Regions from separate parts of the Homo sapiens genome. Here region 1 is linked to region 2. The links are chromatin loops, found by intact Hi-C in ENCODE. Cell type or tissue: PC-3. All regions are shown on one strand. Links, peaks and the distances in the headings refer to the core of each region. The heading gives the core; the rest is flanking DNA.

Region 1 (8,439 bases), core at 385-8,384, 74 kb before region 2:
TGTATATATATGTGGAATGTATATATGTGGAATGTATATATGTGGAATGTATATATGTGGAATATATATATATGTGGAATATATATATGGAATACATATATATAAAAAAGGAATATATATATATATATAAAGGGTATATATATATATATATATGTAAAGGGAAGTTTATATATATGTTATATATATATTCCATTACTTCTGTCCCTCCAGAGAACCCTAATACAGTTCTTGCTTTTCTAGTTCCTTGAAGTGTATCATTAGGTAAGTTTATTTGATGTATTTTTACTTTCTTGATGTAGACATTTATTGCTATAAACCTCCTTCTTAGTATTGCTTTTGCTGTATCTTATAGATTTGGGTATGTTATATTTCCATTTCTATTTGTTTCAAGAAATTTTAATTTTTTCTTCTTAATTTCTTCATTGACCCATTGGTCATTCAGGAGCATGTTGTTTCATTTTTATGTGTATGTGTAGTTTCCAAGATTCCTCTTGTTATTGACTTCTAGCTTTATTCCATTGTGGTCAAAAACAATATTTGATATGATTTCTCCTTTTTGAGTTTGTTGAGACTTGTTTTGTGGGCTAAAATATGGCAGACTCTGGAGAATGTTCCATGTGCTGATTCAAAAGAATGTGTATTCTGCAGCAGTTGGGTGAAATGCTCTGCAAATGTCAGTTAGGTCTATTTGGTCTAGTGTGTAGTTTAATTCTGATGTTTCCTTGTTGATTTGCTGTCTGCATGACTTGTCCATTGAAGTCCCTTACTATTACTGTACTGCAGTCTACGTCTCCCTTGAGCTCCATTATGTTTGCCTTATATACTTCGGTGCTCTGCTGTTGGGTGCATAGATATTTATAATTGTTATAGCCTCTTGCAAATCGACCCCTTTATTCTCATATAGTGACCTTCTTTGGCTCTTTTTATAGTTTTTTACTTTATTTTATCTGACATAAGTATAGCTACTCCTGTTTTTTTGTTTGTTTTTACTTGCATGGAATATCATTTTTCATCACTTCACTTTCAATTTATGTGGGTTTTTATAGATGAGGTGGGTTTCTTATAGCTGGATCTTGTTTCATTATCCATTCAGCCATTTTATGTCTTTTAATTGAAGAATTAAATCCATTTACATTTAGTGTTATTATTGATAAGGGCTTACTACTGCTATTTTGTTGCTTGTGTTCTCCTTTTTAAACTCCTTTCTTACTGTCTTCCTTTGTGGTTAAGTGATTGTTTTGGTAGTATGTTTTAATTTATTGCTTTTTATTTTTAGTGTATCTATTATAGGTTTTTGCATTGTGGTCACCATGAAGCTTACAAAAAATGTCTTATAGATATAACAAGTTGTTTTAAAGAGATGATAATTTATCTTAGATCAGAAAAAAGAATAGAAACAAAGAACAAACTTAAAAAACAAAAAACCCTCTATACATTGACTCCAATACCCCCCACATTTTGACTTTTCTTTTCTCAGTTTACATACTTTTATATTGTCTGTCTGTTAATAAGTTGCTATAGCTATTATTGTTTTGCATATACTTGCCTTATAGGTTTCCTACTAGAGTTTTGAGTGGATTGCATACCATAATTACAGCACTGGAGTATTCTTGGGTTGTCTTCATACTAGTGGGTTTTATACCTTCAAATGTTTTCTTTTTGCATGTTAGTGTTTTTTTTTTCTTTCAAATTGAAGAACTCCCTTTAGCATTTCTTGTAAGACAGGTCTGGTGGTTGTGACTTCTCTTAGCTTTTGTTTGTCTGGGAAGAGTTAATTTCTCTTTCATATATGAAGAATAGCCTTTCCAAATATAGTATTCTTGGGTGGCAGGGTTTTTTCAGAACATTGAAAATGTTGTTGCGTACCCTCCTGGCCTGTATGGTTTTCGTTGATAAGTCTGTTGCCAGATGAATTGGAGTTTCTTTGTATGTTACTTGCTTCTTTTCTCTTGCTGCTTTTAGGATCCTCTCTTTATCCTTGACATTTGGGAGTTTGATTATTTTATGCCTTGATGTAGTCTTATTTGGGATGAATCTGTTTGGTATTCTCTGACCTTCCTCTACATGGACATTTATATCTTTTTCAATTTTTGGAAAGCTTTCTGTTACTATTTATTTGAATAAGCTTTCCATCCCTTGCTCTTGCTCAACTACCTCTTGAACAACAATAAATTTTAGACTTGGTCATTTCCATGTATTTTAGGTAAACTTTCTTCCTGTTCAATCTTTTTTCTCTTTTGACTGTGTGATATTGAATAGGCTATCTTCAAGCCAACTGATTCCTTCCTTTGCTTGATCTATTCTGCTGTTGAGACCCTCTAATAAATTTTTCATTTCAGCAAATGTTTTTTCAGTTCCAAGATTTGTTTGATTTTTAAAATTATTATTTCAATCTCTTTGTTAAATTTCTCTGATAAATTTCTGAATTGCTTTTCTGTGTTATCCTGAAGGCCACTGAGTTTCCTTAAAATTGCTATTTTGAATTATTTGTCAGAGAGCTCATGTATCGCCATCTTCTTAGGGCCTGTCATGGGTATCTTGCTTTGTCCAGTTAGGGAGGTTTTGGTTCCCTATTTGCTGTTGTTTCTTGTGGATATACCTCTATGTCTTTGCATTGAAGGATTTGTTATTTATTCCAGTCTTTTCTGGCTTGTTTTGGTTTTTATTTGGTATATTTGCCTAGAGATTCTTTGTAATTTACTTGTTAATTTCTTATTTCCCCCACCACTAAGTTGCCACCTCCTTTTTGGTGCTAGATGATGCCTTAAGCACAGGTTTGCCTCAGCTCTAGCAAAGAATCAGAGTGCTGCAAGTCCCAAATGGAAGAAGTCCCAGTGGGGATATCTTGCCAATTTGGGAAGGCTGGCTAGAGGTTCATGCCCAAGGGACCTGTGGAAGGTAATTCCTAAAGCTAGTGCTGCTAAACAGTCACTCTGATTTGGCATCTCCTTTGGCTTAATTACAGAGCAGAGTTTCCAGGGCTGGGCAAGGTAGTCCCACCTCTCACCTTGACTTTTGCTGTTTGCAGGGATATTTCTTTCTTCAGGCACTTGTGATGCTTTCTGTGGGTTGAGGCAGGTACAGTTCCCCTGCCAGGGAGCCGAAGGTGATGGGGAAGCTGCTTGTCGACCTCTATCTCACTTTTTCCAGGGTAGAAACTATGAGTGGGGAGGAATTTTCCCCATGCTTCATGACAGGCAGATTGTGGGGAGGGGCATCGTGGATGTGGAAATCTGATTCTCTTAGTCTATTCCAGGCTTTTTCACTTGTCTGTGGCCCCAGGAACTGACTCATCCTCATCTTTGAGTTCTGGGATATTGCTGGTGATAATATCTGCACTGTCTATTTGTTTTGAGTTTTCTGTGGACAGGGAAATGAAGCCAGTATGCCACCATTTTGGAACTGAAATTCTCCAAAGTATACACTTTAAGTCGCTATGATAAGCGACTCTCATAGGCCAAATTCTTTTAAACATGACAAGTCTTAAAAAATCAAGTATCCACCAATTCTTTAACACAAAATATTAATATAAATACTAATTATACATCTTCCAGAGGTTGCACCTAGAAACTTTTTGGAGTAAGTAAGACTGTCCATCTAAGTGCCCAATAGGACAAAAACCTTGCAGGCTTTGAAAGATTCTTACACACCCATAGGAAACGATTACATCATTGTATGTAATTTGGGGAATTCCTTCTTAGATACTTGGCCAGCAATATTGGCTGAGAAGCTGACAGTAGTCTTGTCTGTGACCCTGACCAGTACACACTGAGCTCTAGTTATACTTAATAATAGAAACTGAATGAAAAGAAAACAGTGGTTACACAGCTTATATTCCTGACTTTGAATCATATCATGACTCATTGTTTTTCCAACTACATGGAAGTTGGCAACCCCTACACAGACTGGCATACCACAAAGTTGGACTCAGCAGTTATTTGGCTAAGATATATATATAGATATATAGATATATATCTATATTATATATATAGAGAGAGAGAGATTGAGAGAGATGGAGTCTCAACTCTGTCTTGCCCAGGCTGGAGTGCAGTGGCATGATCTCAGCTCACTGCAGCCTCCGCCTCTTAGGTTCAAGTGATTATCCTGTATCAGCCTCCCAAGTAGCTGGGAATACAGGCGGGTACTGCCACACCCAGCTAATTTTGTATTTTCAGTAGAGATGGGGTTTCACCATGTTGGCCAGGCTGGTTTCAAACTCCTGACCTCAGGTGGTCCACCTGCCTTGGCTTCCCAAAGTGTTGGGATTACAGGCGTGAACCAGGCTAAGATATTTTAGTACATTTTTCAAGGTGCTCCAAATAAGTTAGAACTTGATAAAATTCTACCTTCTTTTCATATTCTTCTCTGAAGTGGTCTGAAAGGCCATATAACCCTTATATATATTAAAATGATATCAGTCACTCATGGTTTTGCTTGACTATGTGGGTGAAAATAGTGCACTATATTTCTTCATTCCCATCTTTAAATGAAGTCAGCTCTTGTGTGGTGGAGGCAAGATGTCAGTCAAGACAAGGGGCCTGGTCTAGGCTTCTTTCCCCTGAAGTCTTGTCTCTGCAATGGCCACTTCAGATGTTTATACTCCATTCCTCCAGGTCTAGCCCATATTCTGAAAAGGCAAGGCAATCCACCACTCAACAAGTATTCATTGAGTGCCAGCCATGCTATTGGGGATGAGAATAGTTCAGTGCATAAAAGAAAACAAAATCCCTGCCCCATGGGATTTACATCCAGTCATACTTAGCAGATGTGTGTGAATCTGGAAGCACCTTTTCTATAGCCTGACAGAATTCTTACAACAGGTGAAAACTACTTGCCTTGTCTTCGGGAGCCTTGTGCATTTGGATCTATCCTTTAACAACTAACCTTGTCTATCATCCTCACAGTCTGACTCTTTACTTCTGGGATAGTCCAACAGAGACTTGAGGAAATGTTTCCTTCTCTCTTTTTCCATTTTCCCAAATTTAAATTCATGAAATATATATAAGTTCTCTAAATTAAAAACAACAGGATATTTTACCAACTTTCTGTTCTGAACTAATTTAAAATTTATGTTTCCAATCCCCAGAGATATGAACTAAAAAGCCTGAAATAAATGTAGATCAGTCACTTGAGCTGACATATGAAGCAGTCAACTTTACTCTGAGACGTTTTGTTTGATCTTTCAAGTTTCTAAAAGTATTTGGAAGCGGGAAACACTGTTCTTCATATGAGATAAAAGGAAGAAAAAAGGACCTTATAGTCAGGCTCATTGTGAAAAAACTAATATTAAGATAAGCTGAAGCAATCAAATGAGAGCATTTGCAAATCACTTGTTGGAGGTAAAGCTGGAAGCCTATGTAGTTCAGGAAAATGGAAGATGAGATGGCTGAGATCCCACGAAAAGACCACGTCCAATAGAAACTGTAATAAAACAGAGCTCAGCTACAGGAATTTTCAATGATGACAAAATTTTAAAGACATGCTTCTACTTTTGTATTGACTAAAGATCTTCAGGTTGAAAGTGTCAAGATCTGCTTAATAGCATATCCTCTGTTGCAACATTCAAAATCATCAGGATTCTTAGATCTCAGTGAAAAATTGATGTTTGAAGAATAATTGAAGTATTCAGTCCATAAGGAAGCCTGAAGCTCCCTATACACCTTGAATTTCATGCTAAATAATCTGCAAGTTCTGGAAAATGCTGCTTAACTCTAGAAAAACTGACTAACCTTGATCTTGGTCAGCATATACTTGGTTCTTTACATATCACTTATCAATGGTCAGAAAGGGAAGAATACTTGAACTTATCTAACACAAAAATTCACAATTTAACCAATTGTTTCCCAGACACGAGGCTTACTAGAAGTGAGCCTTGTAAACTTTTATTTAGCTGCAATTTAAATAACTTTACATTTTCAGATATGTGTTGAAGACCCTACCAGATGCTTTCTTCCCCTTTGAGAAGAAGCAGGAAAAGAAAACTTTCTCTAAAGGGCAACTTGACTCTTTTCACACACTGAAGACTTTGGAAGCTGGTGGCAACAACTTCATTTGCTCCTGTGAATTCCTCTCCTTCACTCAGGAGCAGCAAGCACTGGCCAAAGTTCTTATCGGTTGGCCAGCAAACTACCTGTGTGACTCTCCATCCCACGTGTGTGGCCAACAGGTTCAGGACGTCTGCCTTTTGGTGTCGGAGTGCCACAGGGTGGCACTGGTGTCTGGCATGTGCTGTGCCCTGTTCCTGCTGATCCTGCCCATGGGGGTTCTGTGCCACTGTTTCCACAGCCCGTGGTACATGAAAATGATGTGGGCCTGGCTCTAGGCCAAAAGGAAGCACAGGAAAGCTTGCAGCAGGGACATCTGCTATGACGCATTTGTTTCTTATAGTGAGCAGGATGCCTACTGGGTGGAGAACCTTATGGTCCAGGAGCTGGAGAACTTCAATCCCCTCTTCAAGTTGTGTCTTCATAAGTGGGACTTCATTCCTGGCAAGTGGATCATTGACAATATCATTGACTCCATTGAAAAGAGACACAAAACTGTCTTTGTGCTTTCTGAAAACTTTGTGAAGAGTGAGTGGTGCAAGAAGGAACTGGACTTCTCCCATTTCCGTCTTTTTGATGAGAACAGTGATGCTGCCATTCTCATTCTTCTGGAGCCCATTAAGAAGCCATTTGCCTTAGTCAATCTGGGCTGCTATAGCAAAAATGCCAATAGACTGGGTAGTTTATAGATAAGAGAAATTCATTTCTCACAGATCTAGAGGCTGGGAAGTCCAAGATCAAGGTGTTGGCAGATTTGGTATCTGGTGAGGAACTCTTCCAGGCTCAAAGATAGCTGTCTTCTCACTGTGTTCTTGGTGGTGGAAGGGGTGAGGGAACTCTCTGAAGTTTCTTTTGGAAGGGAACTAATCCCATTCATGAAGCTTCTGCCCCCATGACCTAATCACTCATCAAAGGGCCCACCTCCAGTACCTCACATTGGGGGTTAGGATTTCAACAGATGAATTTCAGGAGGACACAGGCCTTCAGTCTATGGCTAGGATCATTCCCCAGCATTTCTGTTAAGCTGCAGAAGATAATTAACACCTAGACCTGCCTGGAGTGGCCACTAATGAAGCTCAGCGGGAAGGGTTTTAGTTAAAGAAAACTCCTAGTTTTTAGTTCGACCATTGTGGAAGACAGTGGTGATTCCTCAAGGATCTAGAACTAGAAATACCATTTGACCCAGCCATCCCATTACTGGGTATATACCCAAAGGATTATAAATCATGCTACTATAAAGACACATGCACACGTATGTTTATTGCGGTACTATTCACAATAACAAAGACTTGGAACCAACCCAAACGTCCATCAATGATAGACTGGATTAAGAAAATGTGGCACATATACACCATGGAATACTATGCAGCCATAAAAAAGGATGAGTTCATGTCCTTTGTAGGGACATGGATGAAGCTGGAAACCATCATTATGAGCAAACTATCACAAGGACAAAAAACCAAACACTGCATGTTCTCACTCATAGGTGGGAATTGAACAATTCCCACCTGGACACAGGGTGGGGAACATCACACACCAGGGCCTAACGTGGGGTGGGGGGCTGGGGGAGGGGTAGCATTAGGAGAAATACCTAATGTGAATGACGAGTTAATGGGTGCAGCACACCAACATGGCACATGTATACATATGTAACTAACCTGCACGTTGTGCACATGTACCCTAGAACTTAAAGTATAATAATAATAAATAAAACATATCAAAAAAAAGAAAAATGAGCTTGGGAGTCATCATGCCTCCTGCTCCCTTCCCCTGCCCCCAGCCCCCAGCCCCACTTCTGGCTGGGACCTTTGAAGAGTGCAGTTCCCTCTTCCCCATAATTCATTCTGTCCATCTACTCATTCCAACACACTTTTTGATCTGATTTCTATGGCTCAGCTCCAAGGTGCTTGCCTCAGTCCCCTGGCCCGCAGGAGCCCACAAAAAAAAAAAAAAAAAAAAACTCCTAGTTTTTAAAAGGGAAATATATACAACATGAAATATTCTGTTTTCAGAACTTGGTTCTATGTTAACTTAGAAGTTTACTACTATTATTTTGCATAGGCAATATTTTTGAAATGTCTTAAAAAATTACGGACATACGGACATCTGTGCAGAGTAAAAAAATTTTGAAGAATGTATGTTCATGTATAAAGATCTGTAAAATAATGCAGGATTTATGGCATATTTTCATTAAGTGGTTTTCGGTGGATGAGTTTCTTATTATTTCATCTGACAATTACAATATACTTTATGTGAAAAAGACATAGACTGTGTGTTTTGTTTTGTTTTTTCGAAACAGAGTCTCACTCTTATCTCCCAGCCTCAACACACTGGACTCAAACGATCCTCCAACCTCAGCCTCCTGAGTAGCTGGGGTTACAGCTACAAACCATCA
Region 2 (8,439 bases), core at 280-8,279:
ACCATTCTACTCTCCTAGAGCTCTGGGCTTGTGATGGGAGGGGCATCCTTGAAGGTCACTGCAATGCCTTCAGGGTCATTTTCCTGTTGTCTTGATTACTTGCACCTGGCTTCCTTCTAGCTGTGTTAATCCCCTTTATCAAAGGGTCACTTGGCTGTACTGCAAGTCTTTTTATTCTTTACGTAGCCAGGCTGTGAGTTTTCCAAATTTTATATTGTTTCTCTTTTACTTATAAATTCCATCTTTAAATCATTTATCTCTTCTTTCATTTTACTATATGCAGTTAAAAGAAGCCATGCAGGTCCTTCAATATATTGCTTAGAAATTTCTTTCACCAGATATCCTGGTTCATTGCTCTTAACTCTGCCTTCCATAAAGCCCTCCAGCATGGACACAGTTAAGCCAAGTTCTTTGTGACTTTATAATGAGGATGGCCGTTACTCCAGCTTCCGATACCTTGTTCCTCATTTTCTGTCTAAGACCTCAGGATAATGGCTTCTATTGTTCATATTTCTACCAACATTCTGACCATGACCACTTAAGTGATCGCTAAAAAGTTTCAGCCTTTCTCTATAGTTCTTTTCTTCTTCTGAGCCCTCACCAGACTTGCCTTTAATACTCCATTACAGCAAGACCAGCTATTTCTAGCCTGTTCCTTCAAACTCTTCCAGCCTCTGCCCAATTACACAGTTCCAAAGCTGCTTCCCCATTTTCAGGCATTTGTTATAGTAACAGACCCACTTCTTCGTATCAATTTTCTTTCTTAGTCTGTTTTCTGCTGTTATAACAGAATACCACAGACTGGGTAATAAATAATAAACAGCAATGTATTGCCTCATGGTCTGGAGGCTAGAAAGTACAAGACAGAGGGATTTGCATCTTGCAAGGGCCTTCTTGCTGTGTCATCTCATGGCAGAAGGTGAGAGGGCAAGAGAGAATGAGAGAGAAAATGGGTCCACATTCATGTTTTTATAATAAACCCACTCCCACAATAATTAATGGCATTAATCCATTCACAAGGGCAGAGCCCTTATGGCCAAATCGCCTCTTATTAGGCCCCACCTCCCAGCACTGTTGCATTGGGGATTAAATCTCCAACACAAGAACTTTGGGGGATACATTCAAACCATAGCAGACACCCTAAACCATTTCTTTTGGCTATTCTAATCCTCCTTTTCCTGGACTGTTGGCAGAAGTTGTTCATGCATGAAGGGAAAACTGGTTTACTTAAACCAGGGTTTTTCAGTCTTGGCACCATTGACATTTTAGGCCAGATAATTTTTGTTGTGGGGAGCTGTTCTGCATTGGAGGATGTTTACCAGCATCCCTGGCCTCTATCCACCAGGTGCCAGTTGCAACTCCCCTCCCCCTTTTCACCCCCCACAAGTCTTGACAGTCAAAAATGTTTCCAGACATTGCCAAATGTCTCCTGGGAGTGAAATTGCACTTGGTTGAGAACCACTGACTTAAACCAAGGCAGTTCCTTCAAAGTGCTAACCAAGGGAGAACATGTCCTGGAAAAAAACAGTCAAGCTGATACAAGCTGGAGCAGGCTCCCAGCAGCCACGGGGATGACTCACATTGTAGGATCGGCCATGCCTCTGTCTCCACTGAACCAGCACTATCTGGGCAATGACCAGAACGCAGAGGAAGATCAAGATCATTTCCACGTGCATGGAATCGTGGCCCCGGTGCATCTTGTACATCCTCTCCTGCTGCAGGCTGGAACCAGCAAAATGAGGTCATCTGAAAAAGCCCTCAACCTTGCGCATTTAGCAAAAAAAACAAAAAACAAAAAACAAAAAAACAAAAAACAGGTTTGGCTTACAAAAAGCAACAGGGGATTTCAAATATAAGGGTTGGTAAGCTTTGATTGTAAAGTTTTTCTAAGTTTTTCTTGGTTTCTTCCCTTTCCCTAGATCTGGAGAAGGAGCAGCTGGGAGGAGGAGCCTGACTTTCTTAGCAAAACCAGTTCCTTTGCTTTCCCATGTGGTTGGCCTCAGCCTTGTCTTTTAAGTTAAGTGATGGGGCTAAAAAAAGTAATGAGCCCCAGGAAGACCTGGGGTCCAGTCCCTGATCTGCCACTTCATTGCCTCACAACCTTGGGGAAGTCATTTATCCTCTCTGAGCCTCAGTTTCCTCATTTGCAAATTTCAAATAACCATCCTTCTGTAACTGACAAGGTTGTTGTAAGACTATAAAGCACATGTTATTTTATTTGTGTCTATATAAGGAATAATTATTATTGAGCTGCATCATATGAAACTTCAATTTTTGAAAGTCAAAAACAGTCAAACGTTGGTAATTTTAAATCATTTGCTACTATTTCAAGTAAAAGGAAACCCTGCAGATGGTGCTTATGCCAGAGGAGAGAATATTATCCAGGGGGCAATGGAAAGCTTCTGAATGAGTTGTATAAATTGTTACAGGACTATAATAGAGAGAAAGAATAGGCTTAAGTATTATCTTAGACATGCACAGACATTCCCATGATGGCTGAATGTTCCCATTTTAGCTGGATGCTTAGTTTTGCACAATTGTAGAGAAAATCAACAAAATAGTTTGTCATCTCTTTTAACGTTCTGGGGTAGCCTCGATGAAAACCTAGAGCAGTCGTTCTTGACCTTGTCTGTAAGTTAGGAAACACTGGGAAGCTTTAAAAAAATCTTAACCCCCCATATCCAGATCAATTAGATGACCATTTCTGGGTGTTGGGGGCTGAATTTCACCCTCTCAAAATTCATACACTGATGTCCTAATCCCCTGTACTTCAACATGCCAACCAAAACCTGCCAGCACCTTAATCTTGGACTTTCAGCCTCCAGAACTGTGAGAAAATAAATTTCTGATTTTTAAGCCACCTATTCTGTGGTATTTTGTTATGGTATTCCTAGCAAATTAATACAGATTTGCAGAATGGGATGTGACATCAGGAATTTTTCAGGCATCCCATGTGATTTTAAGGGGCAGCCAAGATTGAGAACCACAAGCCTAGCAGAAGAGAAAGAGGCCCAGGGTCAAGATGAGTGAACATGGGGAAAAATCATGAATGCTGTCAGTTACTTTCTAAATACTGGTTATCATTATCTTTCATCCCTAGTGTGGCACCATCAGTCACAAAATCTCTTAAGTTTCCACTTACGTCTAGTTACAATATGCAGTTAGCTAATGTACCACCCAGAAAACACCACAGGGTAACAGTCTGTGCCGTGAGATAGTGACCTTTTAAAGGCACTTGATGGGTATGTGGGTTGGGTTCTCTCCCTCTGCCAGCATTTCTACAGCTACTCCAAAGAGCAGTGAATGCCTCAGAAAAGGGTCTCATCCAAATCCCAAGGGTGCCCCCTGCTGGAAAAGGTGTAGAAATCAGCCCACAGAGCCCAGTAAATACTGCTCAAGTTCAGTTTCTTTGAGAGGGATTCTCAGAATGTCAGTGCTGGAAGTTACCATAGATGGAATGAATCTCCCTCATTTATCAAATGACGAAGATGAAATCCATATCAGGTAAGCAACTTGAATAAAATTACGTGGCTCTTAGTCTCTCTATTGGAAGCTGAGCTCAGGAGACAGGAATGATTTCTAGAAGCTCATTTAAACAAACAAGCAAAAAAACAAACTTGTTCCCCTGAAGATATGGGAAGAAAAATGAAAAGAATACAAGTGCTTAGTTGTGGTTTATACAGCTCCAAATCTAAAATAGCTGTTTAATATTCTATATAATTAACAGACTTTGAACTTACGGCATATAGATAAAAGAGTGACTTCATCATCAGTCTAAAATAGGATTTGCATAGATATAAAATAAAATATGCTTTATGAGATTAATCTATTAATCTGTTATATGAGATTAATCTATAATAAAAATGCATCTCAAATTGGTTAGCCTATGTTGAAGTACTTTGAAAAGTATATATTGGTGTACAAATGTAGTAAGTATTTTCCTTTTTGAGTAGGAATATATCCAAAATTGACTCCTGTAATACAAAAAAGGAGGAGCTTTTCATTCTTATTTCACTTCATGTGGTGCTCACAGGGCCCAATGGCCCTACAGTATGCACCAGAACACAGGGGCAATGGTATAGGAACAAAACCAGTGTATCTTGTGCCTAAAATAAATAGTAACTTGACACAGCCATATTTTGAAGGATATATTAATCCACCTTTGTGGGACTGCATGATCTTTTTCTACAGATCATGCTGTAGAAAACAGATGAAATCCATGCATTTTGGTCTGTAGTATTTGTGTATCCTACCCCATCTTCTCTATCCTGGAAAATTTACAAATAAAATGATGACTTCATTCATTTTCTCAACTGTTAAGATAAAAATCTAATTTTTAGCAAAACAACTCTTAAAAAATACTAATTACTTACTTCCATGTGTCTTCTGCAGAAAGCTTTGTATGAGAGAGCTGAAAAACATAAAAAGGGCCCTTATCAAAAAATGTCCTTATTTTCTTGGTTTTTCTGTGAAAGCAATATATGGGAAACCCAGACCATGAAAAATAACAATGTCACATAGTATTTGAATAATTTGGGATAAAAGTCCTAGTAAAATAATTTGCTTACAGAACTAAAACAACACAAACAAAAAAAGAGTAATCAGGTCACTATTAATAAATATTTGATCCTGTTCCTGGATCAGAGAATCAGATGAGGCTCCATTTCTGTGGTTTTGTTTTGGCAAATCAGTCAAAGTTACAGAGAGTGGTCTCCCAATAGGCCATGCTACTCTGGCTTCTAGGATATGAAGTGTGAGTCTGAGCATCCCTAAAAACCATCTGTTTTGCTGGTATCTTAAATGATTGCAGTGAGTAAATATCTCCAATGTCAGTGAGTAAATATCATTTCCAAGTTCAAAGTTTCAGAGACAGAGCTGAGCAGAGGCTCCGTTGATTTGGAGCATTCTTGTACTCTCTTGTTAAGAAGGCATCATTACTGACCCCAGGGAAGGGAGTAATCTGGGCTTGTGCCCTTACAAATTGAGCTGGAAAGCACAGACATCGTCTCCAGAACCATGCTTTTTGGATGACCTGCAGAGTCCACCCATGGACTACCTTTTCTAGATTATTGCTAACCCACTACATTTGGTCATTTGAAACCTTTAAGGCCAATCATTGGAAAGACGTAATCGTGTAACTTTGGTGGAGAGCACAGAAGAGCATAGACAACCAATGTTTTTGCCCCCAAAGCAGAAGTTAGCAGAAAGGGACCTGTGGAACAAAGGAGGAGACTCATGCACCTTGACTACCTGAGGCTTGCTTCACTCCTGGAACTCAACACTTGAGCCCAGATGTTGTGACCTCCATTTGAATATTAGGGACCCACCTGGTGGGATCACCTGGGGGCAGGGAGCCATGGAGAAGTTGCCAGTATTACCCCCTGTGCCACCCACTTCTTTCCTGGCATCACCCAGAAAGGTCCTGGCATTGTGCAAATATTGCCTAAACTTATACTTTTCTATTTCATCCAAAGCCTTGTTCTCTCTTAAATGTGAGAAAGAAAACCTTAAAAGTACTAGAAGAAAACATGGGTAAACATGTTTATAATTCTGCAGTGGAAAAGGCATTTTTAAGTATAATGTAGAGCCCAGAAATTATAAAGTTAAAAAATGACAGATTTTGAGGACATTTAAAATAAAATACATTATAGTCCTCAATATTTGAAAGACAAATTGAACTGGGGAAAGCATAACATATGTGAGGGGCAAAAAACTAATAAGCATATGTAAAAAGGGTTTTTATAATTTAATCAAAAAGAGACAGTCCAAAAGGGCAAAGTACATGAATGAGAAATTCACGAATTGAGATATACAAATGACAAATAAATTTATGGAAAGGTGTTCAAACTCACTAGTAATAACTGTGTTTAAAAAAAAAGTAAAAATGAGGACTTCTATTGAAACACGGTAAATAAAAAAAGTGCACTTACCTCCTCTCCCTCCCCAAACACCACTAGAACAATAGCAAAAGGACATAAACCTCCAAGTCCAAGGAGAATGAGAGAGGAGTCCAGAGCAGCCAATTCTGAAACTGACCAGCAGATGGGCCAGCGGAAAGGGACACTGGGACACCACAGGGCAAAAGACACCGAAGCCCACCAGCATGCGGGCAGTGCAGAGCAGAATGTGTGTGCTAAGACCCTCAGGAGGGCTGTGGATTGCGGGCTCCTAGGGCGTCTAGAAGTGGGGGATGCAACCGGGGTTAGTAACAGAAGGTTCACTGAAAGTCAGTTTAAGGTTTGGTGGCCCCCACACTAGCAGAATACTAGTGGCTAAACCGGAGGCACAGGCCAAGAGGCACCAGGCATGTGGAGGGAGAGTAGAGGACACTGGCAGCCCTCATCTGAGTCTAGAGAGCCCTAGCACCATCCTCCCTGGCAGCATCACCTCTAGATCCGGCTGCAGGGGCCCTGCCTTGCTTTAGAGGACCCTGGACATCTCAAACCCTGAAACACAAAATAACTGTGTTTTTATCTTTTCTCTCTCTCTCTCTCTCTTTTTTTTTTTCCCGAGGTGGAGTCTTGCTTTTGTCGCCCAGGCTAGAGTGCAATGGTGCGATCTCAGCTCACTGCAACCTCTGCCTCCCGGGTTCAAGCGATTCTCCTGCCTTAGCCTCTTGAGTAGCTGGGACTACAGGCACTCGCCACCATGCCCAGCTAAATTTTTCTATTTTTAGTAGAGACGGGGTTTCGCCATGTTGGCCAGGCTGGTCTCCAACTCCTGACCTCAGGTGATCCGCCCACCTCGACCTCTCAAAGTGCTGGGATTACAGGCGTGAGCCACTGTGCCTGGTGTCTTTTCTGTCTCTTAAGAAAATATTTTGAGGCTGGGCGTGGTGGCTCACACCTGTAATCCCAGCACTTTGGGAGGCCGAGGCGGGCGTATCACGAGGTCAGGAGATAGAGACCATCCTGGCTAACATGGTGAAATCCCGTCTCTACTAAAAATACAAAAAATTAGCCTGGCGTGGTTGTAGGCGCCTGTAGTCCCAGCTACTCAGGAGGATGCGGTAGGAGAATGGTGTGAACCCGGGAGGTGGAACTTGCAGTGAGCTGAGATCGCGCCACTGCACTCCAGCCTGGGTGACAGAGCAAGACTCCGTCTCAAAAAAAAAAAAAAAATTATGAAAGTCTGGTAACTGATTGAGTGAGTAGACCTTGATTGGAGAGAGATGATGTAGGGCTGACACCCCAGGGGACTGGCAGGTTGGGGAGAAGAAAAAGAATAGCCTGTGCTCTGGGAAACTGGAGATAAAGTTTTGAAATTTGGCCATCCCAAACCATCTAAGTGGGATCTTGGCTGACCAGGCTCCTCAATTAACTGCAGTGAGGTAGTCTGGGAGCAGCTTGGAACTGCTTGGAAATCCCGAGTCTGAAAAGTGAGATGTGTGGTGGGAGATCCTATCTACCACAGCTTCCTTGGGAGTCAGTGGGGTCAGTCCACATCCCTGGTTTAGGCACCGTAGTGAGTTGAATTGTGTCCTCCCAAAAGATATGTTTGAGTCCTAACCCCCAGTACCTGTGAATGTGATCTTATCTGGCAATAGGGTATTTGCAGATGTAATTGAGGACCTCAGAATAAGACCATCTGGATTTGGGGCAGGTCCTAAATCCAATGCCTAGTGTCCTTGCAAGAGAAAGGAGCGGAAGATTTGACATCCAGAGACACAGACACAGAATAGCAAGGCAGAGTAGATGGCCGTGTGAAGACAGAAGCAGGAACCAGAGGGATGCAGCCACAAGCCAGGAACACCTGGAGTCACCAGAGACTGGAAGGGGCAAGTAAGAAGTCTCCCCTAGAGTCTTTGGAGGGAGCATGACCCTGTTGACACCTAGATTTTGAACTCCTGGCCTCCAGAACTGTGAGATAATACATTTTTTTGTTGTTATGGAGGACCTAGGAAACTAGTACAGGTACATTGAAACTTCCATCTTCCCTGTCCCAGCAGATCCTTGCTACCACTCAAGCCTGCAGCCAGCACTGCAGGTAGGGAGAATGTGGCTACACGGGCCACAAGTGGACCTGCAGGCAGGGCTGTAAGAGCAGATCAGTTGATGATACTTAGACACGTGGCACGAGGGCCTCCATTTGTGCTCTTGGCCTAGGCATGTTAGACATGGGCTTGCCCACTTGGCTGGCAGCCAGACATGCCCCTTACACAGGGAATGAATCAATTTAAGCCAAGAGAAAAGACCTATAGATGGACAGTCCTTGTTCTCCCTACAAAAAGGCCCAGCCAGGTCACCCTCCACTGAAGCCTGCCTGTCAACAGGCTTTCCCTGCTAGCAAGAGCTTAACAGTGCTGTACTGTCTCACCTCAGACACAAGTGAACAGTCAAAGATCACAAGACGTTTGAGACAGGAAAGAGTTCTGCACCCATAATGACAAGAACACTGCTTTAAAGAATATAGAAAAACAACCAAAAGCTCTTAGAAATT

Evidence for each region. A loop is a pair of places that touch in the nucleus more often than their neighbours do. Peaks named below come from ENCODE experiments on the same cell type or tissue, not always from the same donor. Only the 100,000 strongest peaks of a DNase experiment are listed, where the experiment ranks them.
Region 1: a loop joins it to region 2, with 8 times the contacts of the local background. A loop is called at or near these places in 5 of 110 quality-filtered maps.

The regions. Positions count from the first base shown.
Region 1 is chr4:153,673,416-153,681,854 of GRCh38, forward strand. It overlaps the pseudogene LOC100419170. Among named protein-coding and RNA genes, the nearest start is that of TLR2, 6.6 kb to the right of the region's middle. In PC-3, for the core only: no CTCF peak of the experiment used is centred there; DNase peaks (open chromatin) are centred at 3,276 and 3,806; H3K27ac peaks cover 1,849 bases.
Region 2 is chr4:153,747,065-153,755,503 of GRCh38, forward strand. It overlaps RNF175 (ring finger protein 175), which reads right to left. Exons shown (of 9, transcript NM_173662.4): 2 at 4,374-4,411; 3 at 1,581-1,722. Among named protein-coding and RNA genes, the nearest start is that of RNF175, 8.7 kb to the right of the region's middle. RefSeq lists a silencer at 3,113-3,407. In PC-3, for the core only: a CTCF peak has its summit at 3,352 (motif pointing left); a DNase peak (open chromatin) is centred at 3,327.